Linked DNA regions of Mus musculus: region 1 is linked to region 2. A link is a loop called in an ENCODE intact Hi-C map of the cell type or tissue named here. Cell type or tissue: gastrocnemius. All regions are shown on one strand. Each heading gives the region's core, and the rest is flanking DNA. Links, peaks and the distances in the headings are about the cores only.

Region 1 (16,034 bases), core at 7,087-9,586, 200 kb after region 2:
GGCTCAGTCGGTCTGCTTGGATTGGCTCAGGCCTCCTGGCCAGCCCTCCTTACCTTCTCTAAAACTGCTTAGGACAGCAGAACTGGGCCCCAGATCTTGGCCAAAGCAGGTTGTGGTAAATGGGCTTGGCTCTCCAGCGATGTGTTACAGCCAAAACCTGCCAGGGCCAAGGCCACAGAATCAAAACTGAGAGTGCCGCAGGAGGATGGCCTTCACCACCCCTAAAATTGGGAGAAGGCTGAGTGTGTCTGTTCAGGGAGGGACCTGGTTCTAGTGGGTTTCCCTATTCCTGAAGGCAGAAGCTACTAAAATAGCCTAAAGGCAGAGTGACTGAATATATCTTGAATATAGAATATATAGAATATCCTGAATATAGAATGAGGTATCTTTGGGAAGGTAGTTTTCCACACTACATCTGAGAAAACTTAGGCAGTCGGCCTACCCAGGTAGCCCTTTAGGAAGAACTTCACCCATGAAAGGGCCCTTATAGGCACCACAGAGATGCAGAGATCGCGCTTGGAGTGAAGGTGCTTGCCGTCATGACTGAGCACCTGAGCTAGATCCCGAGAATCTGTACGGTGGAAGGCGAGAACTGACTCCCGTCTGTTGTCGTCAGGTTTCCACATGTATCCTGTGGCATGTGCACAAAGATTCATACACACACAAATAAGTGAATGAATGTAAAGAAGAAAACTCTAAAAGAATACTTAGGGAAGCTTGTGTGACCTGGGCGGGCAGTGGGATGTGACTTTGAGGTAAGGGTATAAGTGGCAGAGTCTGTGATGGCAGGGATGCACTGAGATGGCTCCTGGAAAATCTGTCTCACCCATATCTAGCATTCCCCTGCAGGGGGAATCTCAGAATTGCCCAGTTTGCAGAGGTCTCTTGTGCTTTCTCTTGCACATGCTCAGTGTTGCTCTGGCTATCCCAGGTCATATGATAGATCAGATGTGAAAGGTTCTTGGTGTTTGTTCTAGTAAGGTGTTGGTTCCCAAGCATGGCCCTGCCATCACTCAGTTTTGAGGTATAGCTAAAGCTTTGTTACTTAAGGGGACTTCTGGAGATCAAAGGGATTCAAAAGCAGAGGCTTGTGATATCTGGGACAGAGGGGAGGGAGTGGGACAGAGGCAGAACCCTTAGTCCCCACAGGGCAACCAGTGGGTTGGTGGCTTGGAAGGGTCTCAGAAGACCTCTCCCGAGATACGGTGTCCTGTGCTTAACCCAGCATTCTGCCACGGGCTGGCAGCAGGCAGGGTGTGCAGGCTAGCTGTGGGAAGTCAGAACTGCTCCACACTGAAAGATCTTGATGGGGGAGCAGAGAGGGTACAGAGGAGAACCACGAGGGCAAAGGAACAGAGCCCAGATGAAGATCACCCCCTGGCCAACTCAGAGCTTGCAAGGTAGGAAGAACAGCTTCTTGATTCGAAATAGCCTGAAGGCAGGTAGGGAGAGCTCTGACCACAGACGTGCAGAGAACAGACAGGCGGTTAGGAGGGCGCTCCAGGAACACGTGTTGGAGGGAGAAAACCTTCTCTGGCAGGGCCTCTGGGTGGGATGACCTCATCCCTTCCCGTCTCAGCAACCGAGACTTTATTATTCCAGCCTCCAGGTAGACATTACGCTATGCAGAGCCTAAAGGTTAAAGGAAGAGCTGCCTTCTTCTTGGCGCTCTCTCGGCTCCCTGGCTGCCTCCCCGAGAGAGAACCTTTCTTGGGCGCTCTTGTCTCCTCCAGAGCTTAGGTCCTCTCTGATGTTCCCCTTCATGTGCCCTGAGCACTCCCTACAGACTTTCTGCCTGCCCACCCTGTGTACTGCAAGGGCAGCCATGAGAGCAGATGCTGTCACTAATAACAGAATAGTAACATTTAAACACAGGCTGCACAGCCCCCGCAGAGAATGTCAGCCTGCCCCAGACTCCCTGCACCTGGTTTCCATGGCAGATTAAGCAGATTCCCCAGGAGTCAAAGGCCAGTGACAGCTCAGTGTGCCTTGCAACTTCCCTAAGGGTCTCTCTGGGTGGAAGCTGTCAGGATGAGGTCCTACTGACATCCTTCTTAGAATCCAGGATGTCTGGGGGATTTACCCAAGACTGTGGTCTGCCTCGTTAATAATGGACTAGGCAGCTACCAGGGGTGACAAGCTCTTCTCTGCAGGAGTGTGGGGGAATGCAGCTTCTTTTTGCTTGAACTTCATGTTACATGGGGGTCACTGTGAAGTAAGACAGGATTTTCTAGCTTCTTCTCAGGGAGGGATGAGAGGTGGTCCACTCCTTTCTAGAATATACAGCAAATCTGAGAGGAGCGTCATATCACCAAGTGCCTTGGACATTTTTTAAGAACCATGTGTATCTTCAGAGTATGCTAGCAGGTCCCGATCACCTGGTCTAGGGTTCTTGCTTGTCAGTGAAATTCCCTATCAATGTTCTGTTGCAGACTCTGCACACCAGTCATTTGAAATGCACAGGGTCTACACTTCGGATTCATTCCTCTCCCCATGGGCAAGTGACCCAGGCATTTGAATATGGAGTCCAGCTCATAGTCAGTGGCAAGTCCCTAGGACAGAACCAGGACACTTGTGTGTGTGTGTGTTTTCTTCTGTTCAGAAACTCCAACTCATCATGAACAGAGTTATCATTGGCTTTAAAAAATTCTAAGGAGTATCACTCTGATTTCTTTGAGTAAAGATGATGAATAAATAATTGAGTAATAAATAAAATGATAGGCAGGCCATCGAATATATACGTACACACAGACATTGGCCTTGTAACTTTGTGGGCCAGAGATATAGGCTATGCCAGATGTGGTCATCAATATGTATCTGGGCACAAAGATGTATTCCCCGTCACTAGTTTCTTTTCTTTTTTTTTTTTTTAAATAATTCAGTTTTTTTTTTTTTGATTACCCAAAATCTCACCATGAGCATTTGTATTTAAAATCTAATTACTCCCTGGTTAAGTTTGGGGATTTGATTCTAAGATACAAGCTTTCTTCTGATGTAATATCCTGGTCACAAATTTAATAATTAAACTCTTTGAAAAATATGCTACTTGAGTTGATATGCAACATATTTTTTCAGTAGCGATATATGACTAAAAACTTGTCAAGTAATAATAATGTAAGTACTCTATTTTTCTTTTTTTTTTTTTTACATTTTTTTTCTCTTTTTTTTAATTAGGTATTTTCCTCATTTACATTTCCAATGCTATCCCAAAAGTCCCCCATACCTACCCTCCAACCCCCTAACCACCCACTCCCCCTTTTTGGCCCTGGAGTTCCCCTGTAAAGGGCATATAAAGTTTGCAAGTCCAAAGGGCCTCTCTTTCCAGTGATGGCTGACTAGGCCATCTTTTGATACATATGCAGCTAGAGACAAGAGCTCCGAGGTACTGGTTAGTTCATATTGTTGTTCCACCTATAAGGTTGCAGTTCCCTTTAGCTCCTTGGGTAATTTCTCTAGCTCCTCCATTGGGGGCCGTGTGACCCATCCAATAGCTGACTGTGAGCATCCACTTCTGTGTTTGCTAGGCCCTGGTATAGTCTCACAAGAGACAGCTATATCTGGGTCCTTTCAGCAAAATCTTGCTAGTGTATGCAATGGTGTCAGCGTTTGGAAGCTGATTATGGGATGGATCCCTGGATATGGCAGTCTCTAGATGGTCCATCCTTTCGTCACAGCTCCAAATTTTGTCTCTGTAACTCCTTCCATGGGTGTTTTGTTCCCATTTCTAAGAAGGGGCAAAGTGTCCACACTTTGGTCTTCGTTCTTCTTGAGTTTCATGCGTTTAGCAAATTGTATCTTCTATCTTGGGTATCCTAAGTTTCTGGGCTAATATCCACTTATCAGTGAGTACATATTGTGCGAGTTCCTTTGTGATTGCGTTACCTCGCTCAGGATGATGCCCTCCAGGTCCATCCATTTGCTTAGGAATTTCATAAATTCATTCTTTTTAATAGCTGAGTAGTACTCCATTGTGTAAATGTACCACATTTTCTGTATCCATTCCTCTGTTGAGGGGCATCTGGGTTCTTTCCAGATTCTGGCTATTATAAATAAGGCTGCTATGAACATAGTGGAGCATGTGTCCTTCTTAACGGTTGGGACATCTTCTGGATATATGCCCAGGAGAGGTATTGCGGGATCCTCCGGTAGTACTATGTCCATTTTTCTGAGGAACTGCCAGACTGATTTCCAGAGTGGTTGTACAAGCTTGCAATCCCACCAACAATGGAGGAGTGTTCCTCTTTCTCCACATCCTCGCCAGCATCTGCTGTCCCCTGAATTTTTGATCTTAGCCATTCTGACTGGTGCCGTCACTAGTTTCTCTAAGCATTAGCTGGGGTTCTGGTTACTATGTGATCTCCTAGACCCACCCCAGTCCTCCTGACTGGAAACCTTACACTCTAGAGACTCACCCCAGCAGGTTTAGAATATGCTTGCTTTAGGATCTCTGTTTGGGTCTGGGGAGATGGTTTGACAGGCAAAGAACAAGCAGCAAACACAAGAACAGAGCTTAGGTCTCATCTGTGAATGTAAATTCTGGGAGCACACCTGTAACTCCAGCACTCAGCAGGTGGACATTGAGTATTCTGAGTAACCTGGCTAGCTAGATCAACTGTGTCAGGGAGCTGTGACTTCAACTGAGAGACTCTGTCTCAGTGAATAAAGTGAGCGTGACCAAGGACTACTCTTCTATGCACAAGCACAAAGCCACAGGTCAGGGGCATCACACATCTCATCTACCAGCCTTTATATTTTGGGTTCTGCTTCTCCTAGACTGTGAGCAGCCTGAGGCTAAGCTGACATCTCCAGTTCTGGCACTGGGTGTGATGACCACTAAATCTACACAATTTCTCTCCAGTGCCTATGTACACTAGAAATATCCTGGCTATTTCAGAGGGTCAGGCAGGTCAGCAAATAACATCACTTGGATGCCCCTAAGGAAAGAGCTATTGCTACCTGATGGTTGGTAGCCCAGCATGAAGCCTGTCTTGGGTTAGTCTTTGTTGCTGTAACAAAATATCCTAGGCTGAGTAATTTATAGAGAAGAGTTTTATTTTGGCTCACATTCTGGAAGTCCAAGAGCATGCCAGCATCCATTTGACTTCTGGCGAGGGCCTCTTACAGCTTCAGCTAACTCATGCTAGAAAGTACACGTAGGAAATACACACAGAGATGAAGGGAAATGGGTGTGTGTGGATATAGCTTCACAGCAGCCTCCTCTTGTAAGAGCTAATTCGTTTCCATAAGAACTGACTCAGGATCTGTAGAAGGTAATTAATCTCTCTTCAAGGGTCTACCTTCATTCCCCAACACGGATTCATTATTAACCAACTTCAATACAGGTTGGTGGGAGCAAATGCTTAACCGTATCGAGTACCCTGGTGTTTGGCCATTTGGGAGGGAATCACAGCAAAGCAGGTGATTCCTGCAAGATCCTGAGTGGTGTTTTCTGGGGTGGGGGTTTCTGTCCGTGGTCAGGTTCTCAGAGCCAGACCCCAGCCACACCCTGGAGGAGCGAGTGGCACACTGGTACTTCAGCCAGCTGGATAGCAACAGCAGCGATGACATTAACAAGCGGGAGATGAAGCCGTTCAAGCGCTATGTAAAGAAGAAAGCCAAGCCCAAGAAATGTGCCCGGCGCTTCACCGACTACTGCGACCTGAACAAGGATAAGGTCATCTCACTGCCTGAGCTGAAGGGCTGCCTGGGTGTTAGCAAAGAAGGTGAGTTCTATCCCCTGTATGCCTGTCAGACCCAGGGACAGGGACCAAGGGATGCCCTGAGCAGTGAGATCCTAGACCCCCATGTATTCACCAGCCATTTATTGGGAGTGGGCTGTGATTCAGGGCCTAGCTGCCTGCTGCAGCCATGGGGTTGACTGGTGAGGTTCCTATTCTTACACAGTCTACCGAAAAGACATGAGAGTTATTCATGTACTTTGTGATTAGTACTATCAGAATGTTAGTTAGGGTAGAGAAGACTACTGCGAGTAGTGAATAGACTCACGCACACCATAGCTCAACTTAGCAGAGATTGCTTATCTTTTATCTTGTCCATGGAGTAGAGCAGTGTAGTTCCAGATTGCGATCTAGACTGTGTGCGTATGAATGTGTGTTGTGTGTGGTATGTGGATGCAAGGGATAGCACAAGGACTGGGACTTCTCAACATAATACCTCAAGGAAGCAGGTAGTGAGAATGACTCTGATGGTTTTGTCAACAGGCTTTTAGGGGCACTATGTGCGTCTGATTTATTGCCCATCCACCATATAGAGTAAGCTTGGGTGTGTGAGGGAATTCTCTGGAACAGTCCTAGACGTGTCCTGCATGTAATTTCTCATGGTTCACAAACTGGAGCTCTTGAGAGCTGTAGCAACTATAGGTGGCAGGAGGTAAGGTAAGGCTAGAAAGCCCTTCACTCAAGTGGGAGGCTTTATAAAGGCAGTGAGGAACCAATGGATTGGGACGGTCATATTTGACAGAGACTGTAGTGCTCATCCCAGACCTACCCAGGAACACTTGCTACTTAGTGAGGAGTTGCTGGGGCCTGACCCTGGCCCATTCCATGCCCCTTTTGTGTTGCGAGTACCTGTCCATACAGCAACTAAAGCCAAGGGAAGGTACAATGTGGTGACTTGGTCCATGGAACTCAGGGATCCTCCCTCTGGAACTTTGCTGGGGACCAGTTGTCTACCACTTCAGCCAACACACAGGACCCAGAGGAAGCATCTAGAGGAAGCTGTGATCTGGGATGCAGGATTTAAGAATCAGTGCTCACCTGGATGCCCCTCCAATCCAAATTCTGTGAGGAGCAGGCTGTAGATTCGAGTCATCTGAATATTTTTTTTCCCAGAGACTCCTGGGGTAATTTCTGTTTCTTGCCCAACCCTACCTTGACCCTCTCACTTAAAAAGTGTCATTGAGGGTCTGGCTGAAGCACCTGTGTCTGCAAATGTGACTGCGACAGGTCTGCCTGCATCTGTGCATGCATCTCTTCAGCATATTGCTGTGAGCATGCCTGCATGGGTACCTGTCTGACAGCATCTCTATCTCTGTGTGTACACACGTGTGTTTATCTATGCCCGTTTTTAAAAATTATTTTTGTGTGTGTATGAGTGCTTCTCTCCATTTACGTTATGTGCACCAAGTATGTGCCTGGTGCCTGCAGAGGCCAGAAGAGGGCCTGTTGGAACTGGAATTACAGATAGTTGTGAGCCACCATGTGGATGCTGGGAACTGAACCTGGGTTCTCTGCAATGGCAGCAAGTGATCTTAAGTGCTGGGCCATCTCCTCAGCCCTTTATGCCCGACTTAAAATGTATCTATGTATGCATGACTATACATGCATGCACATGCTCTGTGTGTGTGTGTGTGTGTTGGAATGTGGTGAAGTAAAACGTAGGAGGAAGAGAGGTTATGAGTTAGAGTTGAGGTTGCCTGTGTAGATGGCAAGTCCATAGAGAGTACGATGGGACTCTTCTTTCCATCCCTCTGTCCAGACAACACACTGATCCTAGAGCCCAAAGCCTTCTGTTGTTCTATGTTTTAGAGTCTGGTTTAAGCAGAGGAGCAGTGCTTTGCACGCATGGGGCAGCAGTGCTGCCATTGCTTGCCTTATCAGTAGGACTTCATAGTTTAGCTTCCTTGCCCTCCGTGAGGATGACCCTAGAGTGAAGAACAATGTCTCTTGTGAGCAGGCCAGACTTATTGCCTGGGGAAGCCAAGAGAGTGGCCAGAGAGAAATACTGGGCAATGGGGCACAGATGTAACTTTGGGACTCTGTGAGGAGAGAGATAGAACCTGTGGGGAGCTGTGTGGCCAGTGCCCTGACAAGGATGTCTGTTTCTAGGCATATGGTGCTAGCAGGAGAATGGAGGACTATGAAGAAACCTAGGGGAGGGGTGAGGACAACTGTCTAGACAGAAATAGGGATGCAGGTATGACCAGAGACCCTGAAGTCAGATAGACCTGACTGTTAAGCTCTGTCAGTTCTAACCCTGTAATTTGACAAGGTTCCTCACCTCTCTGGATTTCAATGTCCTCCTCAGCCGAATGGAGGTAGTAGTATCTACCTTGGAGATTTGGAGTGAGAAGTTAACAGTTTAGAGTAGGTGATGGGCGGGACAGAGTCCAGATGCACAGCGATCACACAAAAGCTATCAGTAGCAGAGGAATATACCCATGGGATAGAGGTGCTGCTTGCTGGCAGCCTCAAGGTCTCACTTTGCTCCAAATGGCAGAAAGCAAGATGGTATATGAGAGCTCAGGCACAGGTCATCTGGTATTATGTGGTGCCCTCTGGTGGCCTGAGAGGGACTTGCATGCCAGATGGGGGCCCAAAGTGAGTGGGAAGATGTGGGACTTGGGCTGTGTAGTTTTGGGTTTGAGGGGCCCGACTTCTGGAGATGCCACAGGAGCACCCCTTCTTTTGTCTTCCATGACTCTCACTGGAGAGCTGAATCCTTTGACCAGCATGGCAAGCCAGACATTTGGAGGCCCGGGCCTCGGTAATTGTTCTTTTCCAAGTCATAAAGCAAGTTTGTCAGGGTTGCTGTCTCTACCCTGTACAGCAAGCAGCAGAGGACCAGAGAGAGGCTCAGTGTCTCAGAAGCGCCAGCTTTTCCTTGGGCTCAGTCTTCTCCTCTCCCTCTGAGGATCAGGAGCTCGGGGTCCAGCGGATGACAGCAGCAATGAGTTTACTTCCTCCCATGAATGCTGTGCCATCCTGGGTTTTTAGCCACATTAAATGGGGATAATATCACTCCTGTTATATAGGTTTGCTGAGGTACAGGGTTGCGCTCCTGTCTCTTCATTTTGTTTTCTGGCTCTTAGCTGATGAAGCAGAGCCAGGGCCACCATAGGCCTTCTTCTTCCATGTACGGATCTCCATGTTTACTCCTGAGGGCAGCACCTGCGGAGTGGAGCAGAGTAAATGTAGACTCTGAGGTTGGGCAGCCTGGCTCTGCCCTTGCTCACCTGCCTGCCTTAGGTCTGCTCCTCTTATCTTCCTGGATTTGTGATCTCACCTGCAAACTTAGATATACCAACATCTACCCTTAGTTTGTCTTTCTTGGTCATAAGGAATATTGGGAGAGGCTGAGCTGTGTCATCATAGGATCCATAGGTAATCCTGGACTTAGCAGGAGACAATCTCCAACCCCCCGCCCCCTGGGAGGCAGAGATGTAGCATAGATGTTGTCTTAATACCATCTTCTGGTTCGGTCCAACGATGTTCAGAGGCACAGGGAACTGGCCCGGCTCCTAGTATGTTCTCCCTTCAGGATCAGGTCCTGAGGGAGCATCAGGACCTGTGCACAGGGGAGGGTGTTATCAAACCAGGTCTTGGACCTTGTGTAAGTCACTCTGAGCCTTTGCCTCCAGATTTGGCAAGCGAAGGAACTAAGGTTCCTTCCACCTCTGACATTACAGGACTCGGAGACCCAGAACCAAGAAGGTTATAAATAGCCATTAAAACCCTTCTTAGCTAACAGCTGAGGGGATTCAAAGAGGCGTCCTGCGTGGGTTCCAATACCACAGTGGGAAAGGAAAGTGAAGAAAATTTGTTTATTCTCTCTTCGATTGGTGCCTGCCTCATCTATTCAATTTGAGTTCAAGCTCAGCCTGGACTATAGAGAGAAATGCTATCTCAAAAAAAAAAAAAAAAAAAAGTGCCAATGACACCAGGAGCTGCAGCAGCAGCAATAAGCCAGTGAGACACTCCAGCCTAACTATAGGGGGGAAAAAAGGCTGTTTAAAGGGGCTGGTGGACAGTGGGTTTATTAGGCAGAACATGGCAGTAGGCATCCCCAGAACAGGAAGCACAGCCATGCCACTTCCGGCTCCCTCCCGCCACTTCCGGCTCCCTCCCATTCTTCCACTCTTATCCGTTCCGGTTCCGAGGGCAGAGCAGGCAGGGGCTCAGATACAGGAGCTCTGCCAGCTGTCTGGGTCATGACCTCTCCCATGTCATATGTTCCTATTTGTTGCAGGTGGTAGCCTTGGCAGCTTCCCTCAGGGAAAACGAGCAGGCACAAACCCGTTCAGTAAGTGACCTTCTTTCTGGACTTCCCTCTTTGGTGGACCCCCTGTAGAAACCGTGGGAGTGTAGTAGTCAAGCCATAGACCAGACCATCACATAAAGGCCCCCACTCTGAGTCTGGTGGGGATCTGAGGAAGATGTCATCAGTGCTGAAAGGATTCTGTCACCCGCACCTGTCCCAGACACCTGCTGTTTCCTCCAGGCTAGGGTAGTACGACCTGACCAGAACTCAGCAGATTTCATCCTGTGCGTGTCTGGCAGACTCCGGGTTTGTACAGTTCCACTGGAATTAACAGTTCCTAACTGACTCTGGATGCTGGGGGCTGCCCAGAGTAGCAAAAGATAGGAGGGTAAAGCACGCACATCTGAGTATCTAGGCAACTGGCGCCTGACCTAGCCCATGTCTGCTGTGCAAAGGCTGTCCTCATGCAGATAGTTTCGTAGCTGAACATTTTGTACACTAATGGCTCACATCGCTTTTTTCTTTTTGCTCTCTCCTTCCCGCTCCCAGTCGGACGCCTTGTCTAAAGAGTGGAAAAAGCAAAAGGCCCATGGAAACTCCGAGGAGACAGGACTGACCGTCAGACACCTAACCCTCAGCGCTGCCCGTGGCCCAGCCACAGTCTGTGTAACATAAGTGGTGCCCGCCATGTTTGCACTTTTAATAACTCTTACGTGTGTGGTTTGTTTCTGGTTCCATTTGTAAACACCAATTATCTAATACCATAGCAGGAACAGGAAAGGGAAGAAAAGCTGTTTATTCTCTCTTTTATTGTTAAGGTTTTTTGGATCTGCTACTGACATCTTTTAGGTTGGGGGGGGCGAGGGACGGGGTCGAGAAGAAAGAGATTTATATACTGTATATAAATATATATGTAAATTGTATAGATCTTTTGTACAGGCATCGACATCGCTGTTTGTCCCTCCCTTCTACTTCCTCTGGACTCCCAGTCCAGGTCTCTCCTTAGCTTCCCCAAGTTTCACTGTATATGGACTCTGAGAGAATAGATGGGAGCCCTGTGCTTGTGCTGTGGATAGCATGTTTTCTTCTGGTGGGAAGAGGGTACTGGTCCATTAGCTGTCAAAGTCCAGTCACTTGGCCATTGGCTGGGTAGGAGGGGAGCCCAGTTCCTGTGCTGGCCAGCATGGATTTCAGATCTCCGGTGGCCCACATGTCCATGCTATCCAGATCCCTTGGCAGTCTACAGTGAATAATGGAGCAATCTCTACCTGAAGGGGCTGGATTTGGCTGCTTTAAACATCTCTACCCATGTTTAGCATGTCCCCCGTGTAGGACATGAGAGGTGAGACCCCAAGCATGTGAGGAAAAGGACACCCAGCACCAGCAGGGTTCTCCTGCAGCAGCAGGTGTTGGGCATCTGAGGAGATGGTGAAGAGGACTGAAGACCTGAACCAGCCCTTCTGCAAACCCACAAGAGAGCCTCCACAAGCATGTAGCTCCCAACACTAGAGTCCAACTAGGTTTTACTTTCGTGCTCTCCCTCCATCTCTTGGATCCTCACCGATTGGGTCAGCCACCTTGTTGGCCAATCCCGGAGTTGCTCTTATTCCTCTGGCTTTTCTCATGGACTTCCAGAATTGTTGAATTGACGTGGCGTCCCTTACTTCTGCTTCCTCAGAGGAATAGGAGCGATGATCCAGCTATAGGGAACTCTAGGCTTTTGCACAGAGTGTCACCGGAATTGCACCAGGGCAGATGAGCAACTTTTTCTGTCTAGGTGACATGCTGATTCAGAGGTCCTTCAGTCAGAGCAGCAAGTGATACTTAGCAGCTCTTCCATGGTCAGCCATGATGGCAGTGAGGGAGGCCAGGACTGGTTCTTTTGCTGGCTTGCTCTCCTCAACCTGCCTTCCCTGGGTTTCCATCTCAGTATCCTGTAAATGCATCCACCCTGGTAAACCCTGCTCTATTTTGGGTCTGGAAGGCATGGACCACATAATGCTGCCCACATGTGGGGAACATAGCCTTCTCGGAGCTTGATTCGATGAAGTCTCAGCTCCAGAAGGTTCCCGCTGTCCTGGTGGAAGTCACACATGCTGTCCCATGATGACCAGTAACCCTGTCCTGCATGGTAAGGTGGGAAGAACACCTTCTCTTGGAGCCTTGAACAGAAACACCGCACGCAGCAGGCTGGAGCTGGATGGCCCTCCCAGCAGACTCCAGTCCCATTTCCTGGCCAGAAGGAAATGTGCACAGAGAAGCCACCTTTATGTAGGAGTTTAGAATCTGACCAGCCAACTTCTCTCTCACAGATGGGCGTAGGCTGTGCTGTGTGGTTTTCCCTTGGGGAGGCGGGAGCAAGAAAAAGTATTTGTAGCTTGTTTTATAAAAAATAAAAATGGGTAAACTTGGGCAGCTGGTGCCTCTTTCTTTGGGTGGCCTTCTCTGAAGGAGAGGCCCCATTTCCTAGAAGGTTTCATGGTTTTCCTGGTCTAAGTGCTCAAGCGCTGATCCTGGAAAGTCTAGGTTGCTTTTAGTGAGACACCAGCAGGGAACACAGTGGTCCTTGGGGTGTGTACTTCCTAGGAAGATGCCCCGGGTCCTCTTGGCCCTTAACTGCTAGTGTGTATACCTTAATTCTCCCTCTGACCTTCACCCGCACAGAAACCCCAAAGTATACTCATTCTGGGGCCCTCCTCTCAAGCTGCACCTGGAATGGAGCTGGTAGAACATTGGGAAGGAGCTCTGACAAGCTCAGCCTGGTGGGCATAGCTGTGTTAATCATGATCTGGACCCTGGGGCTGGAACGCAGGTGGAAAGATGACCCTCTGGCCCTCAGTCAGGTTTGCCCAGCTCACGTTTCAGTTCTGCCTGGCACTGTGTGGCACCACTTCTGAGCTGGCAAACCCTGCAGAGCAGAGGACTTTGGGATGGGGGTTGACAACATGGCCAGGATAGGGGCCAGGAACCTGAGTCTCCTGCGAGTAGGACCTTTCCTTTCATCCTCTCTCCCTTCAGGGCTGTCCTTGGAAATGACCTTTGTTAATTACCCAGCTTTTCCTGATTCTTCTGGCTGCAGTTTGTCCTCTGAGGGTACACAGAAGATATTTTTTTAAATTCTCCCTTTGCCCAAACTTTTCTCCCACAAGACTTCCCTGGAGAAGGATCTTAGCATTTGCCAGGTCACATAGTCCCTCATCATCTCGTACCTCATCAAATTCCTCCCAGTTTCAGAACTGAAGCTTCTGTTTTGAGGCAGTGGGGATAGCTGGTTTGCTGTACACTGATGGACACTGTCATGGGTCAGTGACCAGACTGCATTGTTCCAGGTTCTAAGTATAGATTCAGGCCTAGGAAGAGGGGCAAAGTGGTTGCCAGGTCTGGAGAAAGTAGACTAAGGGGTCCTCTTGTCTTCAGATTTTCTGACCTCAAGCCCTGAGCACTGCTGATTCCATGGCTGCCTTCCTGGGGGCATCAGAACAGCAGCTTCTGTATCCTGTACCTTAGGACTGAGCTGCATTGGAGGGAGTTCATTGTCATTCGCAGCAGTTAAATCTTACTTAAAGCCACTATTTTGTAGAAGACTGCCAGCAAGGCTTCAGAGAAGTGTGGTTAGCACTTCCCGTGCAGGAAGCCCAGGAGGAGTCAGAGTTGATTTGACCTCCAGCATAGAGTATAGAGAGGGGCCATGGGAGCTCACTTTTGGCAGCAGAGTGGACTCTCATTCCTACCCCTTGCTCCTCTGTTTTTTTCCCCAGACAGCTGCATCAAGAGTCAAGGATACAGCACAAGACAGGTCCGTTCTGTCTTTGCCTCACCTCGGGGCTCAGAGCCATGTACCGCTTTCACAAGGAGGGAACTTTGGGAATGCATTCAGCAAAGAGGTCTAAGAGGCCACAGAGCTGGCATCTTTTCAGGACCATCGAGTGTTGATAGAGGATTGGGGTCCCAGGTCCCAGGGGCTCCAGTGATATAATATCTGCTTCCCAAGAGGGTGAAACACAGCCACAACACCTTTGAGGAAAGATAGATGGGTAGATGGATAGACAGACCGACAGACAAACACACAAAATCAAAATAACAAACAATGCAGAGAGGTAGCTAAGTTATCTTTCTGGCCAAGTATCTCCAAAGCTTCTAACTGATCTGTAAGATCATGGCTATCCCATTAATGAGGTTCAAATCTTTCCCAGGAGGCTTGACCTGTTTTTGCTGAACAAGCAGGGGAATGAGAAGTTAGATCTTTCATGAAGTACCACCAAGACCTTCAACCCTTCACCACAGATCTGTATGTCTTCTGCAACTTTTTTTTTTTAAACTAAAAAAGCCCTAACTTTGGTCACATCCTGTCTAATACTTCCTTTGCTGGGTAAGCCAGCCAGTGGTCTCTTGTCATTTCTCATCAACAAAGGACAGATCAACCTGAACAATCCTTTCTGTGTGCTACTTCTACATCTGGCAGCCACCTTAACAATGTGACCTTAGCACTCCCTTTGCTCTGCACCATCTCCTCCTTAATAGGATAGATTCCAGGAAAACCCTTTGTCCAGATCCTCTTAACAGGACTATTGATTCTAGTTAATGGTTGATGATCCTGTATGTGGTAAGCGGAGCCTGTTCCCAAACTCAAGGCTATCTTTTAGTAATCTGCACACTTGATACAAGGGAGTGCTATGCACGGGGGTACTGCCTGTCTACAAGGTAGTAAACAGGTATCACACTGCTGATATAACTCAATCAGGAGAGACCAGGATGAGCTGCAATACAGTTCACCCCTCATGACTTCGGTGGCTAAAACACAAAGAGATAACCTAGACTTAGTGTCAGCTGGGGCACTTCTTTGTACTGTCCTTATTAGGGATCCATGTCAAGGAAGACTCCTTCCCTCTTGATTATGGAAGCAAAGAAAGAGAAATGTGGTAAATTGCACTCTGGTGCCTATTCAGAATGAAATATATTACCAACTTGGGGAGGAAAGAATTTATCTGGATTACATGTTCCAAATAGAGTCTATCACAAAGGGAATTGGGGACAAGAGCTGGAAGCAGGAGAAGAGGCAAAAATGGGGGAACACTGCTCACTGGCTCTCTCCCCTGGTTTGCTCAGTTACTTTTCATATACAACCCAGGGCCATCTGCCAATGAAAGTGGCACTGCCCACAGTGGCCTGGGTCCTCCTACATTGATCGTCAATCAAGACAATGCTCCCCCGGGATTGCCAAACTTATGGAGGCAATAACTCAGTTGACATTCCTTCTGCCTAGATATGTCCTAGGTTTGTATCATGTTGACAAAAACTAAGCCCCACAGTCATATTGCTCATGTTCCAGTGACTAAAGGGGTCACACGGCCCCACCCGACTATACAACAGTGAAGAAATAGAATCAGGAGTATTTTGTAAAAACTCTCGACTATTATGATGTAGATTATCTTAGTGTGATTTTAACTGGGCAGTGTGTGTACTGTCTAAGAGTAAAGAAACTTGCTTATTCCATTTTGTGCAATGCATTTTGCCCATGGCTTCTGACAAATGTGGCATGTTCATAACAACCACCATTCCCCTTGCTCAGCAAAGTGGGGAGGTGAATACCAGTTTCCCTTCTGTGAGAAGTCAGCACCCCACCTAGAGACTGTATCGGATGCCCTGTAGGAACGCTGCCACCCTCACAGTGTGGGCAGGAGAAGAGAAGTTGGAGGGGAAAGAGCAGGTTCAGGTAACATTGGAGGAGAATAGCTGGCTGAGACATCCCAGTGCCCTGTGCTATGCATGTGAGAACCTTGTGACTTCTGTAATCATTAGTTTGACCCATGCCCTATTGAATCATCTTCCATTAATGAGAGTCAAGGCTGTTTCACAAGCTCAGTTCCAATCAATCATGCAACTCAATATGCAACTTGCTTTAGTCTCCCTCCCCTCTCTGCCCTAGCACAGTGTCTTGGTCCATGACTGTTACAACACAGTGGAACAGTGGTCTGGCTCCAAGTCACTCCACTGGTTTATAACTGTTCTTCATGATGGAGTCAGAAGGAGGAAAA
Region 2 (16,034 bases), core at 5,866-8,365:
TTTTTTTTCTCTCCCATCTTGCCACTACATCCTTGTACACTGTAGTGGCGCCCACTGGGGGGCAGGTCACTTTGTGGGTGGGCTTTTTGTTTTTGTTTTAGATAGGATTTACGTTTTTGGCTTTGGCTGTCCTGGAACTTGCTTTGTAGACCAGGCTGGCCTTGAAATCAGAGATCCACCTAGCTCTGCCTCCTGAGTGATGGGGTTAAAGGTGTGCACCACCACCTCCTGGGCTGGAAAAAAGTTTTAATGCGTTCACTGAGAAAGTTCTTTTAGTTATTCTGGAATCACTCTGGTTGTGATTATAGCCACACCATGCTGCTCCACCATTCAGCCTGGAAGATGTCGAGTGCTAGAGCTTACGGTGCACCATCAGGCCCAAACAGAGAGCTTTCAGATCTGTGTCTAAGCTGGGGTGGTGGAGCTTTTGGGAGGCAGAGGCAGGAGCACCGGGAGTACCAAGTTTGTCCTCAGGTGCTAGTTCTGAGGTTGGAGCCATGGAGGAGAGCTTCACCCTAACGTGCCTTGACCCTCTTGCAAATTTAAGCAAACACTTCGTGGTATGGCAGGAGCAGAGTTCGTAGAGGTGGGTGAGACAGCATCAAGGCCCAGAGGGTCAGAAGTCCTCTAACATTGATTCCTCCAGTATTGATTTTTCTCCACTGGCTTACAACATAAACCGAGGTGAGTTGTTACAAGGACTCGTTTTAGAGATGGCAGAGGGTAAACACAGCATGATGTGGAAAACAAAAATCTCGCCACCCAGAGGTTGTCTGAGTTTGGTGGTTCTGGTTTGGGCTTGTAGGAGCATCAGGACTTTGCAGGGCCTCTGAGATACTGAAGATGAGACTTGGTATTTAATCAAAAAAGTGGAGAGGATTTAAATCACCGTAAACTGGTGCACAGGTGACCTAGATGTGAGCAGCAGTTTTGTAGAGACAAAGAGCACGCATGTACCTCAGTGTCATGCATGCTCCTGCTGTGCTTTGGTGTTTATTTGCAACTGCCAATGTGTCTAGGTCAGAAGGCTGGAGCCTCCCAGTTCCCGGCCTTGGCTGGAGTCTCAGAATATGCTCTTCTGTGCAAACTACGTAGTAACTTCAATCTAGTCTGGGCTACATGAGACCTTGTCTTAAAAATAAAAAATGAACCAGGTGTGGTGGTGTATGTCTTTAATCTCCGCATATGGGAAGCAGAGGCAGGCATATTTATGTGAATTCAAAGACATCCTGATCTACAAAGTGAGTTCCAGGACAGTCAGGGCTATACAGAGAAACCCTGTCTGGAAAAAACCAAAAACCAACTGACAACCAACCAATAAACCACCCCCCCCCCAAAGAAAACAACACAAAAGACTTTTCTTAGCCAAGGGGTTGGGTTGAGGGCATAGAGGCAGGAGGATTATCTCAAATTCAAAGCTAGCTTGGTCGACACAATAATTGAGGCCAGCCTGGATTAGAGAATGAAGCCCTGCCTCAAACAAAATAGAACAGGAAAGAAAACTTCCCCAACCTAAAGAAAGAGATGCCCATGAACATACAAAAAGCCTACAGAACTCCAAATAGTTTGGACCAGAAAAGAAATTCCTCCTGTCACATAATAATCAAAACACCAAAAGCACAAAACAAAGAAAGATTATTAAAAGCAGTAAGGGAAAATGGTCAAGTAACATATAAAGGCAGACCTATCAGAATTACACCAGACTTCTCACCAGAGACTATGAAAGCCAGAAGATCCTGGGCAGATGTCATACAGACCCTAAGAGAACACCAATGCCAGTCCAGGCTACTATACCCAGCAAAACTCTCAATTACCATAGATGGAGAAACCAAGGTATTCCATGACAAAACCAAATTTACATAATATCTTTCCACAAATACAGCCCTTCAAAGGATAATAAAGGGAAAACTCCAACACAAAGAGGGAAACTATGCTCTAGAAAAAGCAAGAAAGTAATCTTTCAACAAACCTAAAGAAGATAGCCACATGAACAGAATTCCAACTCTAGCAACAAAAATAACAGAAAGCAACAATGACTTTTCCTTAATATCTCTTAATATCAATGGACTCAATTCCCTAATAAAAAGACATAGACTAACAGACTGGCTACATAAACAAGATCCAACATTTTGCTGCATACAGGAAACCCACCTCAGGGACAGAGACAGACACTACCTCAGAGTAAAAGGCTGGAAAACAATTTTCCAAGCAAATGGTCCCAAGAAACAAGCTGGAGCAGCCATTCTAATATCGAATAAAATCAACTTTCAACCTAAAGTTATCAAAAAAGATAAGGAGCAACACTTTTTTTTTGTTTTTTTTTTCAGATTTATATATTTTTTTATTACGTATTTTCCTCAATTACATTTCCAATGCTATCTCAAAAGTCCCCCAGGAGCGACACTTCTTACTCATCAAAGGTAAAATTTACCAAGATGAACTCTCAATTCTGAACATCTATGCTCCAAATGCAAGGGCATCCACATTCATTAAAGAAAATTTGCTAAAACTCAAAGCACACATTGCACCTCACACAATAATAGTGGGAGACTTCAACACCCCATTCTCATCAATGGACAAATCCTGGAAACAGAAACTAAACAGAGACACAGTGAAACTAGCAGAAGTTATGAAACAAATGGATTTAACAGATATCTACAGAACATTTCATCCTAAAACAAAAGGATATACCTTCTTCTCAGCACCTCATGGTACCTTCTCCAAAATTGACCATATAATTGGTCACAAAACAGGCCTCAACAGATACAAAAATATTGAAATAATCCCATGCATCCTATCAGATCACCATGGACTAAGGCTGATCTTCAATAACAAAATAAATAATAGAAAGTCCATTTATACATAGAAGCTGACCAACACTCTACTCAATGATAACTTGGTCAAGGAAGAAATAGAAAGAAATTAAAGACTTTTTAGAGTTTAATGAAAATGAAGCCAACAACATACACAAACTTATGGGACACAATGAAAGCATTCCTAAAAGGAAAACTCATAGCTCTGAGTGCCTCCAAAAAGAAACTAGAAAGAGCATACACTAGCAACTTGACAGCACACCTAAAATCTCTAGAACAAAAGGAAGCAAATTCACCCAAGAGGAGTAGATGACAGGAAATGATCAAACTCAGGGCTGAAATCAACCAAGTGGAAACAAAAAGGACTATTCAAAGAATCAACCAAACTAGGAACTGGTTCTTTGAAGGGTTTATATATCAACAAGATATATAAACCCTTAGCCAGACTAACTAAAGGGCACAGGGACGACATCCTAATTAACAAAATCAGAACTGAAAAGGGAGACATAACAACAGAATCTGAGGAAATCCAAAAAAAAAAAAAAAAAAAAAAAAAAAAACCCAACCCCCCCCCCACCAAAAAAACAAACAAACAAAAAACCCATCAGATCTTACTACAAAAGCCTCTACTCAACAAAACTGGAAAACCTGGATGAAATGGACAATTTTCTAGACAGATACAAGGTATCAAAGTTAAATCAGGATCAGATTAACAATCCAAACAGTTCCATATCCCCTAAAGAAATAGAAACAGTCATTAATAGTCTCCCAACCAGAAAAGCCCAGGACCAAATGGGTTTAGTGCAGTTCTATCAGACCTTCAAAGAGGACCTAATTCCAATACTCCTTAAACTATTCCACAAAATAGAAACAGAAGGTACTCTACCCAACTCATTCTATGAAGCCACAATTACTCTGTTCATTAAACCACACAAAGACCCAACTAAGAAAGAGAACTTTAGACCAATTTCCCTTATGAATATCAATGCAAAAATACTCAATAAAATTTCGCAGACCAAATCTAAGAACACATCAAAACGATCATCCATCATGATCAAGTAAGCTTCATCCCAGGGTTGCAAGGATGGTTCAATATACAGAAATCCATCAACGTAATCCACTATATAAACAAACTCAAAGACAAAAACCACATGATCATCTTATTAGGTGCGATGAAAGCATTTGACAAAATCCAACATCCCTTCATGATAAAAGTCTTGGAAAGATCAGGAATTCAAGGCCCATACCTAAACATAATAAAAGCAATATACAGCAAACCAGTAGCCAACATTAAACTAAATGGAGAGAAACTTGAAGCAATCTCATTAAAATCAGGGACTAGACAAGGCTGCCCACTCTCTCCCTACTAATTCAATATAGTACTTGAAGTCCTAGCCAGAGCAATTAGACAACAAAAGGAGATCAAGGGGATACAAATTGGAAAGGAAGAAGACAAAATATCACTATTTGCAGATGACATGATAGTATATATAAGCGACCCCAAAAATTCTACCAGAGAACTCCTAAACCTGATAAACAACTTCAGTGAAGTAGCTGGGTATAAAATTAACTCAAACAAATCAGTGGCCTTTCTCTACACAAAGGATAAACAGGCTGAGAAAATAATTAGGGAAACAAGATTCTTCAAAATAGTCACAAATAATATAAAATACCTTGGTGTGACTGTAATTAAGGAAGTGAAAGATCTGTATGAGAAGAACTTCAAGTCTCTGAAGAAAGAAATTGAAGAAGATCTCAGAAGATGGAAAGATCTCCCATGCTCATGGATTGGCAGGATTAATATAGTCAAAATGGCTATCCTGCCGAAAGCAATCTACAGATTCAATGCAATCCCCACCAAAATTCCAACTCAATTCTTCACAGAGTTAGAAAGGGCAATTTGCAAATTCATCTGGAATAACAAAAAACCTAGGATAGCAAAAACTCTGCTCAAAGATAAAAAAAAACAAAACAAAAACCTCTGGTGGAATCACCATGCCTGACCTAAAGCTGTACTACAGAGCAATTGTGATAAAAACTGCATGGTACTGGTATAGCGACAGACAAGTAGACCAATGGAACAGAATTGAAGACCCAGAAATGAACCCACACACCTATGGCCACTTGATCTTTGACAAAGGAGCATCTTCAACAAATGGTGTTGGCTCAGCTGGCGGTTAGCATGTAGAAGAATTCGAATTGATCCATTCTTATCTCCTTGTAAAAAGCTCAGGTCTAAGTGGATCAAGGAACTCCACATAAAAGCAGAGACACTGAAACGTATAGAGGAGAAAGTGGGGAAGAGTCTTGAACATATGGGCACAGGGGAAAGATTCCTGAACAGAACAGCAGTGGCTTGTGCTGTAAGATTGAGAATCGACAAATGGGACCTCATAAAATCTTCTGTAAGGCAAAGGACACGGTCAATAAGACAAAACAGCAACCAACAGATTAGGAAAAGATCTTTACCAATCCTAAATCTGATAGGGGGCTAATATCCAGTATATATAAAGAATGAAAGAAGTTGGACTTCAGAAAACCAAATAACCCTATTAAAAATGGGATACAGAGCTAAACAAAGAATTCTCAACTGAGGAATACTGAATGGCTGAGAAGCACCTAAAAAAATGTTCAACATCCTTTTTTGTTTTGTTTTTTTTGAGACAGGGTTTCTCTGTGTAGCCCTGGCTGTCCTGGAGCTCACTTTGTAGACCAGGCTGGCCTTGAACTCAGAAATTCGCCTGCCTCTGCCTCCCGAGTGCTGGGATTAAAGGCGTGTACCACCATGCCCGGCATGTTCAGCATCCTTAATCATCAGGGAAATGCAAATCAAAACAACCCTGAGATCCCACCTCACACCAGTCAGAAAGGCTAAGATCAAAAACTCAGGTGACAGCAGATGCTGGTGAGGATGTGGAGAAAGAGGAATACTTCTTCATTGCTGGTGGGACTGCAAGCTGGTACAACCATTCTGGAAATAAGTTTGGCGGTTCCTCATAAAATTGGACATAGTTTGATCAGAAGATCCAGCAATACCACTCCTGGGCATATACCCAGAATATGCTCCAACTTGTAATAAGGACACATACTCTACTATGTTCATAGCAGCCTTATTTATAATAGCCAGAAGCTGGAAAGAACCCAGATGTCCCTCAACAGAGGAATGGATACAGAAAATGTGGTACATTTACACAATGGAGTATTACACAGCTATTAAAAACAATGAATTTATGAAATTCTTAGACTAATGGATGGACCGGGAGGATATCATTCTAAGTGAGGTAACCCAATCACAAAAGAATACACATGATATGCACTCACCGATATTAGCCCAGAAGCTCAGAATCCTTCTTAGAAGGGGGAACAAAATACCCCATGGAAGGAGTTACAGAGACAAAGTTCGGAGCAGAGACTGAAGGAAGGACCATCCAGAGACTGCCCCACTTGGGGATCATAAACAACCATCAAACCCAGACACGATTGCAGATGCCAACAAGAGCTTGCTGACAGGAGCCTGATACAGCTGTCTCCTGAGAAGCTCTACCAGTGCTTGGCAAATACAGAAGTGGATGCTCACAGCCATCCATTGGACATAGTACAGGGTCCTCAATAAAGGAGCTAGAGAAAGTACCCAAGAAGCTGAAGGGGTTTGCAGCCCCATAGGAGGAACATCAATATGAACTAACCAGTACCCCCAGAGGTCCTTGGGACTAAACCACCAATCAAAGAAAACACATGGTGGGACTTGTGGCTCTAGCTGCATATGTAGCAGAGGATGGCCTAGTCTGTCATCAATGGAAGGAGAGGCCCTAGGTCCTAAGAAGGTTCTATGCCCCAGTATAGGGGAATGCCAGGGCCAGGAATGTGAGTGGGTGGGATGGGGAGCAGGGAATGGGGGGAGGGGATAGGAGATTTTAGGAGGGGAAACTAGGAAAGGGGATAACATTTGAAATGTAAATAAATTATCTAATAAAAAAAAATCAATGAAACATCCAAGAAAAAAACCAGACTAAACAATAAGAGAGCTCTGTGCTCTAGCTAAACATGTATTGAACCACGGAGAAAGGCCCAAGGTGTCCTCAGTTTCGGGAAACTGAGTGTGAATTTGTTTTCTGTAGCTTAGATGCTGTTAAACATGCATGGTGCACATGCCACACACCAATGAATAAAAATCTTAGCTGCACTTACCGATTCTGCCACCAGATGGCGGCATGGCCCCATGGGTGGATTTCTCGAGGCGTCGTAAATGGTGTTCAGGGGCTAAGGGGCAGGGTAATATTTTGAGAGGAAGAACATTGGCAGAAAATAGTTGTTATAAGTACAATTCAACTTTAGCAAGTAAATGCACTGTGGTTAAACAACTTTTAGAGTTTCCTTTCTATACTCTATGCCCATTATCCAGAGTAGTCCTGAAATAATGCATACATCTTTTGATTGCATAGTTCAATTTTCTTCTGCACTGCAGGACTCTTTTACCCATCCCTTTAAGAATATGGATGTCTTCTGTTCTCATTTAAGGACCCCCTTTCACTTACTGAGGACCAACTGTGTGCTGGGAACTTTAACATATTGTGTTCTTTTTATTTCTCACAGCGACTGTGTGAAATAATTACTATTAGTCCAATTTTACAATTACGAAAACTGATGTGAGGAGCAATATCTAATTGGTTCCAGAACAAGACAGTGGCAGAGTTGGTTTGAAGCCCCAATTGATTGGCTTCTATGTCCACCTGTCTCTCATAGGACCTCTCTTTTTCTTTTTTCAAAGATTTATTTATTATTATACATAAGTAGCTGTCTCCAGACACACCAGAAGAGGACATCAGATCTCATTATGGGTGGTTGTGAGCCGCCATGTGGCTGCTGGGATCTGAACTCAGAACCTCGGAAGAGCCTTCAGTGCTCTTAACCGCTGAGCCATCTCACCAGCCCCAGGATTTCTCAACCTTGGCGGTTTTGAGAAGTAGTCTGGACGGACAACTCTTTGTTAAGGTGAATGCTGTTGGCCAGTGGTTCTCAACCTTCCTAAAGCTGAGACCCTTTAATATAGTTCCTCAACTTCTGGTAACCCCCCAACCATAAAACCACTTTGCTGCCACTTCATAACTGTAATTTTGTTACTGTTATGAATCATAATGTAAGTGTGGGATCTGTGATCCAAAGCGGCCCAGGTTGAGAACCTCTGCAGTGGCTCTATAGTACTGCAGTGCTATGGATTCCTTTGTCTTTTAAATTTCGGGGAATCTCACTAGGGTCTCACCAGTGTTGTAACCTTCCTTGCTTGTACACACTCTTCCTATTTCCAAAATGAAGCTAGTTTCCCTCCTCTTTGTTTCCTGTCCCTTTAGGATACATTTCCTGAGACTTGCTTGGAAAGCTCGGGATGTTGGGTGGGTGGGAGTTAGCAGGCAGTAAAACGAGCCCGAGGCTTCTTCAAGTCTTAGACATATCTTTACCTGCATCCCCAGCTGCTTGGAGATAGTTGCAGTAATTCACACTGAACCCGCCCTGAGACCTCATTTGGCCAGTCACAAGCTGGGTCTCGCTGCCAAGGCTCATCTGTGCTTCCGCACGGCTGGCACAGAGCTATGGCTGCCAGCACTGGTCACGATGCTCCTGAGGCTGGAGTTTGGAGAAGTCAGAGAGGCGGAAGTGAGGGTACAAGGTCCTGGAAAGGGGTGTGGCCACTGAGCTGTGTATTTTCTTTATTGACCATTTACATTTCAGGGATGCTTATTGTGCTAATTAAATTAGGTATTCAGCAATTTATGCAAATTCCTATTCTATAGTGGGTTAATGCAAACATCAGCAGCAAAATTTCATAGAAACCAGAACCAGGTCTGGAGAGACTGCTCAGTAGTTAAGGGTGCTTGCTCTGGAGGACAAAAATTAAGATCCAGCATCCATGTAATAAGCCGATATCCGCACAAACACCTATAACCCCAGCTCCTAAGAGGGGAGGACATGAGGATTGCTGGGACTGGCTGGCTTCCAACCCAGCTGAGAAAACATGAACCCTAGGTTCAGGAGGAGACCCTGCCTCAAAGAAACATGCTGAGAGTGATAGAGGACACCTTACTGCCCTCCTTTATCTTCTGCATCTTACCGGGCATGTGCATACGCACACATGTGCTTATAGCACACACACACACACACACACACACACACACACAGAGAGAGAGAGAGAGAGAGAGAGAGAGAGAGAGAGAGAGAGAGAGAGAGAAACCAAGCAAGGGTTAACGTTAAAGCAAGCAGCAGAATCTGCAACATGGGAAGGAGAGTCTACAAAGGTGAAGGTGGAACCCAGGGTCTGGATCTTGAGCTCCTGGGTGTACATGACGCCTTGCCTTGATGTGTTATAGATAGAACTCTGTCTCCATGCAAGCCCATCAGCAGACGCCGGGAACACCATGTTGTAACTGGAATATCCCTGATCGTGGAAGCTTGCTCTTCAGAGGCGTTCACAGACCAGGATTCCTCCTACCTGCATTCGGTGGGCTTTTTGTCAGAGAAGGATTTATTAGACTCTGCCCACTGTTCAGCCTCTGGTACCACTGATGCTCAGCTTTGTTCCCTCTGCACACCACTTAACCCTTCTGGTCCCCTTGTTTCCAAGCAAATCGGAGTCTTGTCATTTTATCTGCAAATACTCTATTATGCACCTCTACAAGTTAAAGACCTGAAAAACTCAACACCATTTAAAAATTTTGTCTTTTATCTATCCATTTAAAAATTATTATTTTTAAAATTTTATGTTTGCTTGCACGACGCCTGTGGAGGTGAGATGAAGCTGTTAGAACCACTGGAACTGCAGTTCCAGTTGGCCGAAAGCTGCCATGTAGGTACTGAGAACTGTACCTAGGTCTTCTTGAATGTGGAGCCACCACTCCAGCCCTATCTTCCTTCCTTCCTTCCTTCCTTCCTTCCTTCCTTCCTTCCTTCCTTCCTTCCTCCCTCCCTCCCTCCCTCCCTCCCTCCCTCCCTCCCTCCCTCCCTCCCTCTCTCTCTCTCTCTCTCTCTCTCTTTCTTTCTTTCTTTCTTTCTTTCTTTCTTTCTTTCTTTCTTTCTTTCTCTCATCTATGTATCTATTTGTGTATCTATCTCATATGTATGTATGTATGTATGTATGTATGTATGTATGTATGTATGTATATATGTATGTATCTGTAGCTACTACTCCAGCCTTTTCTCTCTCTCTCTTTCTTTCTTTCTTTTTTCCTTTCTTTCTTTCTTTCTTTCTTTCTTTCTTTCTTTCTTTCTTTCTTTCTTTCTCTCGCTCTTTCTCTCTTTCATCTATCTACGTATCTATATATCTATCTGTGTATCTATCTCTCATGTATGTATGTATGTATGTATGTACATATGTATGTATGTATGTATCTATCTGTGTGTATGTATGTATGTATCTGTGTATGTATATATGTATGTATCTACATATGTATGTATCTATCTGTGTATGTATGTATATATATATGTATATATGTATGTATGTATGTATGTATCTATCTATCTATCTGTGTATGTATGTATATATGTATCTATCTATGTGTGTGTATGTATGTATGTATTAATTTGTGACAGTTTCATAACATGTACACATTGGTTATATTCACCCAACTCACCCTTCCCACTCCCCCTGGACACCCTCCTCCCAACATGTGCTCTTCACACTTTTCTGTCTTCTACTGTTATAAAGTTTTTTTTTTAATTATTCTTAGTAAACAGTTCTGTAGCTTTCTGGCATGCTGGCTGGTCTTGCTGCTTGGTCTTGCACAGGTAAATGCAGCTTCCGTGAGGGTCTGAGTGCAGTAGCCATGCCATATCCAGGACTGAGTGTCACAGCACTTCTCCCCATCCTTTGGCCTCTGCATTCTTCCTGCCCTTTTTTCCCTGAGCAATGGGTGTATTGCGTTAGCTGCCCCACATAGGGTTGGGCACTTATATCTACCCATTCTCAGTACTTTGACTAGGTGTGAGTCTTTATAGGATCGACCCCTTACTGCCGAAGAGGCTTATCTGACCAATACTGAGACTCTCACTAATCTAAGGCTATACCCCCCCCCCCCCCCGCCACACTACATTTTAATTTACTTCTATGTGTATGAATGTTTTGCCTGCATGTATGTCTGTGCCCCATATGCATGCCTTGTGCTGGGGGAAGCAAGAAGATGGTGGTGGATCCCCTGGGACTAGGATTGCATAGGCTTCTGAGACACCATGTGGGTGCTGGAAATCAAACCCATATCCTCGAGAAGAGTAGCCAGTGTTTTCAATCTCCGAATCACCTCTCAGCCCAATCCTAAATATTTACAAGGCAAAAGAACAGCACCTCTCCCTGCTGCCTGTGCAGTCCTGACCTGTGGGCACCCAACCAGATTTACCACACACGACTTCCTTTCTGTGGAGGAGGCCGCAGATCCAGAAAGAAGGTGGTTTGTCATTCTCTCCCATAACCTCTATACCATCATTGCACCAGAGGGCACACTTGTCTCCCATAACCTCTATACCATTATTGCACCAGAGGGCACACTTGTCTGCCAATTGGTATTTCAGTGCTAAGGTCCCTCCTGGCGACCTTCATGGAACCTTACTCTCCAGAGGGAGGAAGTTTTCAGGTTGGTTTCTCATATGTCCTGCAAACAAAGTGCCCAACACTAATTTTACACCCAAGTAAATTGATAATTCCCAGTTGTCATCAGTGCTGAGCGCATGCACCTTGTTAACTATCTTAGAGTATTTTCCGGGTTTATTTGGATCAAGGTTCAGAAAGAGCTATAGCCTGTGATTGGTCAACATGGCTTTTAGCAGCCTTTCAGCTATAGGTTCCATGACTTTATGTCTCTCTGTTTCTCTCTCTGTTCTTGAGTAGGTTATTTCTGCTCCAACTTTTTGCTGATTTCATTGCATTGCTTGACAAGCCTCTCTGTCTTCTATGCTGCTTATAGTTAGGCCTATTTTTGATATCTCTCTCTCTCTCTCTCTCTCTCTCTCACACATCTCTCTCTTTCTCTCATCCCCCACTTTACACGCGCGCGCGCGCGCACACACACACACTTCTTTCTCAGGACTGACTACCGTATACCAAGCATATTGGAAGGAGCATAAGGTCTGTTTCTTGTGAGTGGGTTTTGACACCTGAGTCTTTTGGGGACAGTCTTAGTAGTTTTTGAAAGTTTCCTTATTATCTAGTACCACTAAATATTTCAGATTTTTAAAAAATTTCCTGCCTCAGAATTACTTCTAATGGGAATGGTATTTAGAGATCTTATTCTGGAGATCTCAGTTCACTGCTGTTGAATGAGTGATTATTGCTTCATCTTGTGTCGACAGAGCTAGGACTCATAACCTCTGCAAGAGCAGCCAGTGTTCTTAACCCCAGAGCCATCTCTTCAGCCTTCTCTATTATTTATAACCATTATTTGGTCTTTTTTTTTTAAAGAGAACAAATTCATTTTTATTTTATTTGTAAGAGTGTTTGCCTGCTTGCATATGTACCACATGCCTGCAGTGCCCTCAGAGGCCAGAAGAGAGTGTCAGATCACCTGCAACTGGAGTTACAGATGGTTGTGAGCTGCGGTGGGAGTGCTGGGAACTGAACTCAGGACCTTCAGAAGAGTAGTCAGTGCTCTTAACCGCTGAGCCATCTCTCCAGTGCCATCATTTGTTCTAAAGTTTATAGTTGAATTTTGCTTAATGTTTGCTACCAGTATTTATGTAGCTATCTTCCCAGTTATATTTATTTTCTGAAACTAGCCTTCTAGTATATTCTGTAGGAAGGGAATCGTAGCAAACATTTCTGAATTCTTGAGTGTTATTAAAGGTTTCTCTGTGGCCTTTCAACTTGAAGTAAAATTTAGCTGGGGGCATAAAATCTATAGCTCACACGTTCTTGTGTGTTTTGGTATAAATCACTGCCGTTAACAGGTCTTATTTTCTTTCTTTTATGAGTATTATAGTCTTTCTGCTCAGATAGTCCAAGTCCAGTTGCACTGGTTAGGGCTTTTTTTTTTTTTTTTTTTTTTTTTTTTTTTTTTTTTTTGTCATCAACTTGCCATAACCTAGAGCCATCTGAGAAGTGGGAGCTGCAGGCAAAGAATTGCCTTGATCCTATTGGCTCACAGTCATGTCTGTGAGGAACTGGCTTGGCTGATGATTAATCTTGGAGGGCCCAGCCCACTGTAGTGACATCATCCCTAGGCAGGTGGTCCTTGTGTATACAGGAAAGCCAGCTGATCATGATCCAGTAGGAGCAAGCCAGTAGGTAGTAGCATTCCTTACGGGCTATATTTTAATTTCTGCCCTGACTTCCCTCCACGACTGACTGTGTGATGTAACTGTAAACTGAAATAAACTCTTTCCTCTGCGGCTTGCTTTTGATCATCATGTTTATCACAACAATAGAAAGCAAAGTAGGACACCAACTACCCAACCCCCACTCCGTGTGTGTGTGTGTGTGTGTGTGTGTGTGTGTGTGTGAACACCGGAGATTGAACCAGGGCTTTGTACACCCTAGGGAAATACTCAGCCACTCTATCACTGAGTTATAGTGCTGGCTTTTTTCTACTTTTAATTTTTGAGATAGAGAGTCAAAAGTTGCTCAGTTTGGCCTTGAATGTTCTCTTTCACGCTAGGCAGGCCTTAAACTTGTGACCCTCGTGTAACTGGGAGTATATGCTTGTACCACCAGTGCTGGCATATATTCTTCTCTTTTGAGGATAGGACATCTATTTTGCATTCTCCTGCATGGGAGAATTTCTGTTTCCTTTCTCATTTGTATTCTTTATTTTTGTCATTTATTCATACCTGTGTAGAATCCTGACTATTTACATTTTCAGTTAATACAATTCCTCTTTATTTTGTCACTCACAATGTTCCAGGTTGGGATGTTGGGAGCTCTTTCAGTTGGCTCTTGGGTTCCTTTGATCTGTGCATATGAATAGCTCTTCCTTACGTTCTGACCTCTCCATTCTCCCTGGGTGCCACTTCTTTTCTGCTTCACTTCCTGCCTGGACTTTATAGCCAAGAATTCCCTGTGTATTCTGGTCTTTCCACTCTTTGAACAACGGGTGTCATAATCTTGGCTCATCTTGACTTGGTTCTTGTTCAGAGAGCTGGTGAAGCTCTCGGTGCGTCTTTGCAAGCTCCCGTTCTCTGTGATGGCTGTCCCCCGCTGTGGCCTTATGCTCAGCCCCACTTCCTATATCCTTGGCAAGGGCCATGGCTTCCCACTTCCCCAAGAAAATGGAGAGCAACAGGGACTCAGTTTCTAACTTCCTTCCTTGGAATTCCCAGTGGCATCGCCTATCCTACCTACTTACCCACTCTCAGTGCCCTCTCCTCTCCCTCTGCTTTTTTTCTTGCTCCCCCACCTACGGGCCAATCTCCCATTAGGTCAAATCATCAGGAGGATGGTTCCTCTTAGTGCCTCTAGAATTTGTTCCATCAATGGTCTAATTCTGCATCCCCCTTCAACACTGTTTCCGGTGAGCAGAGGCAGGTTTCTCGGACCTCTCTGTTCCTGATTCCCTGGTAGAGCTATGTTCAGTCTTCCCGCTGAGTTCCACAGCTTAAATTCAGCCAATTCCTGGAAGCCTCCCGGAGCCTCAAGCTAGCAGGCCAGAGATGAGGCTTTTCTTCTGTCATCCCTGCTCTGCAACAGACCCTGCCCTTCCCTGCTTTGCTAGTCCCAACTCTAAGGCTGCCACCTTTGGTGCCCAGACTGACAGAACATGTCAGCTACTCTCTCCAGTTTCTTTCTTGCATATGCAGTTGGTGACACCACCCTGACCATGCAAATCCACCTCTTTTCCTGCCCTCCCTGTTTCCTTTGGGTCTACCCGGGTCCCCGACATTGGAAGGGTTGTATTTGACTCCTCTTTATTTTGTTGTTTTCCGGACCCTCACACTTCTTTAATCCAAAGTTCCACAGTTTTCCTTCTAGACTACAACTGTCAAGATCTCCTGGGAAAGTCTCAGAGTGGCATCTAAACCTGGCCTATGTTCTCCAGGCTGGTACATTGGACCCATCTGAGAAACCTGTTAAAAAGCACACACCTAAGATGGCCTCAGAACCAGGGCATCTGGGTTTTGAATATACTCCAGACGCTTAGTTCCCATGGACTCATGGCTACTAGATTATCAAGTCCACGTAGAACTCTACAAGGACCAACCCCTGCTTCTTGTCCCCTGAAGATGCCTGGCCTTTTGCTTCCTGTTCCGAGTCATCTGCCTGGCTCAGAGAAACTGAGACCCAGAAAGGTTAAACACACATTAAGACCCCTGAGGTAAGAAAGGGGCAGAGCCGGAATCAAGCTCAGGCGTATCTGGTATGGTCATCTTAACTCCTAAGCAGTGTCCCACGCTGATTTTAGAGATTGATACCTCCATAACTAGCCAAGGCCCTGTGCCACTTCCACTGTCTAAGCCAGAGTTTCAGCTCTGTCCCCTTGTGCACAGTCTTCTCACCATGGAGTCCCTCGGTTTCTTTCACTTTCAATTTAAAAGAATGTCTTCTCTTCCTACCGGCCCATGGACCAGGCCATTTGCCCCTTGTCCACCTCCTACTACCAAGCTGCAGAGGTGCCCAGTAATGAAACATGAAGTGGAAAGAGAGGGAGAGGAGGAGGCAGAATCAGGGCGGAGAGGGATGGAGCGTGAGCAAAGGGGGCAGAGCCACAAACTTTAATTTAATCACAGGGCCCCACGCTCAATTTAGCAGACACAAGGTCTCCGAGGGGGTCCCCGTGTGGTGGCAGGACAATCAGTTCTGCAGTTCCTTAGAGAGCATTAATTGTGAATGACAATGTGTAAACGGGGAAGAATGGAGTGTGCAGGTGTGAGCGGCTGGGGCCAGCCTGGGCTGTTTTCACATGAGCCAGTGCGCTTCAACTCCACTGTGGTCCAGACCGAAACAGAGGCGCAGTCGGGGAGCTATTGAGGTGTTGGACCTTGGTGTGCAGAGGGCTCCTGGAAACAGTGGGGAAGAGCCAGAGGGCCCAGGAGGTGGACTGTGGGACACGGTCCATGCCTGCTTGTGGGGCTGTGGTAGGCAGCCTAGTTTGGTTGAATGGGGCTTACTCTGGCGACCCAGTAGAGAGAACTCTACAAGGGATGGAAAAGCAAGTCACGTTCCCAGACACAGGTGCCTGACACCACAGAGCCCCCAACTCCATAATTCTGTGACTATAAGTCACACAATGTTCCAAGCTGCTGGCATTCTGG

Evidence for each region. A loop is a pair of places that touch in the nucleus more often than their neighbours do. Peaks named below come from ENCODE experiments on the same cell type or tissue, not always from the same donor. Only the 100,000 strongest peaks of a DNase experiment are listed, where the experiment ranks them.
Region 1: it touches region 2 in a loop (18-fold over the local background); 41 of 42 quality-filtered maps call a loop at or near these places.

The regions. Positions count from the first base shown.
Region 1 is chr12:81,174,001-81,190,034 of GRCm38, forward strand. It overlaps Smoc1 (SPARC related modular calcium binding 1), which reads left to right. Exons shown (of 13, transcript NM_022316.2): 11 at 5,479-5,723; 12 at 9,988-10,041; 13 at 10,549-12,414. The coding sequence ends at 10,565. Among named protein-coding and RNA genes, the nearest start is that of Mir3067, 16 kb to the left of the region's middle. In gastrocnemius, for the core only: a CTCF peak has its summit at 8,307 (motif pointing left); a DNase peak (open chromatin) is centred at 8,297.
Region 2 is chr12:80,975,507-80,991,540 of GRCm38, forward strand. No RefSeq gene overlaps it. Among named protein-coding and RNA genes, the nearest start is that of Slc10a1, 15 kb to the left of the region's middle. In gastrocnemius, for the core only: a CTCF peak has its summit at 7,018 (motif pointing right); a DNase peak (open chromatin) is centred at 7,010.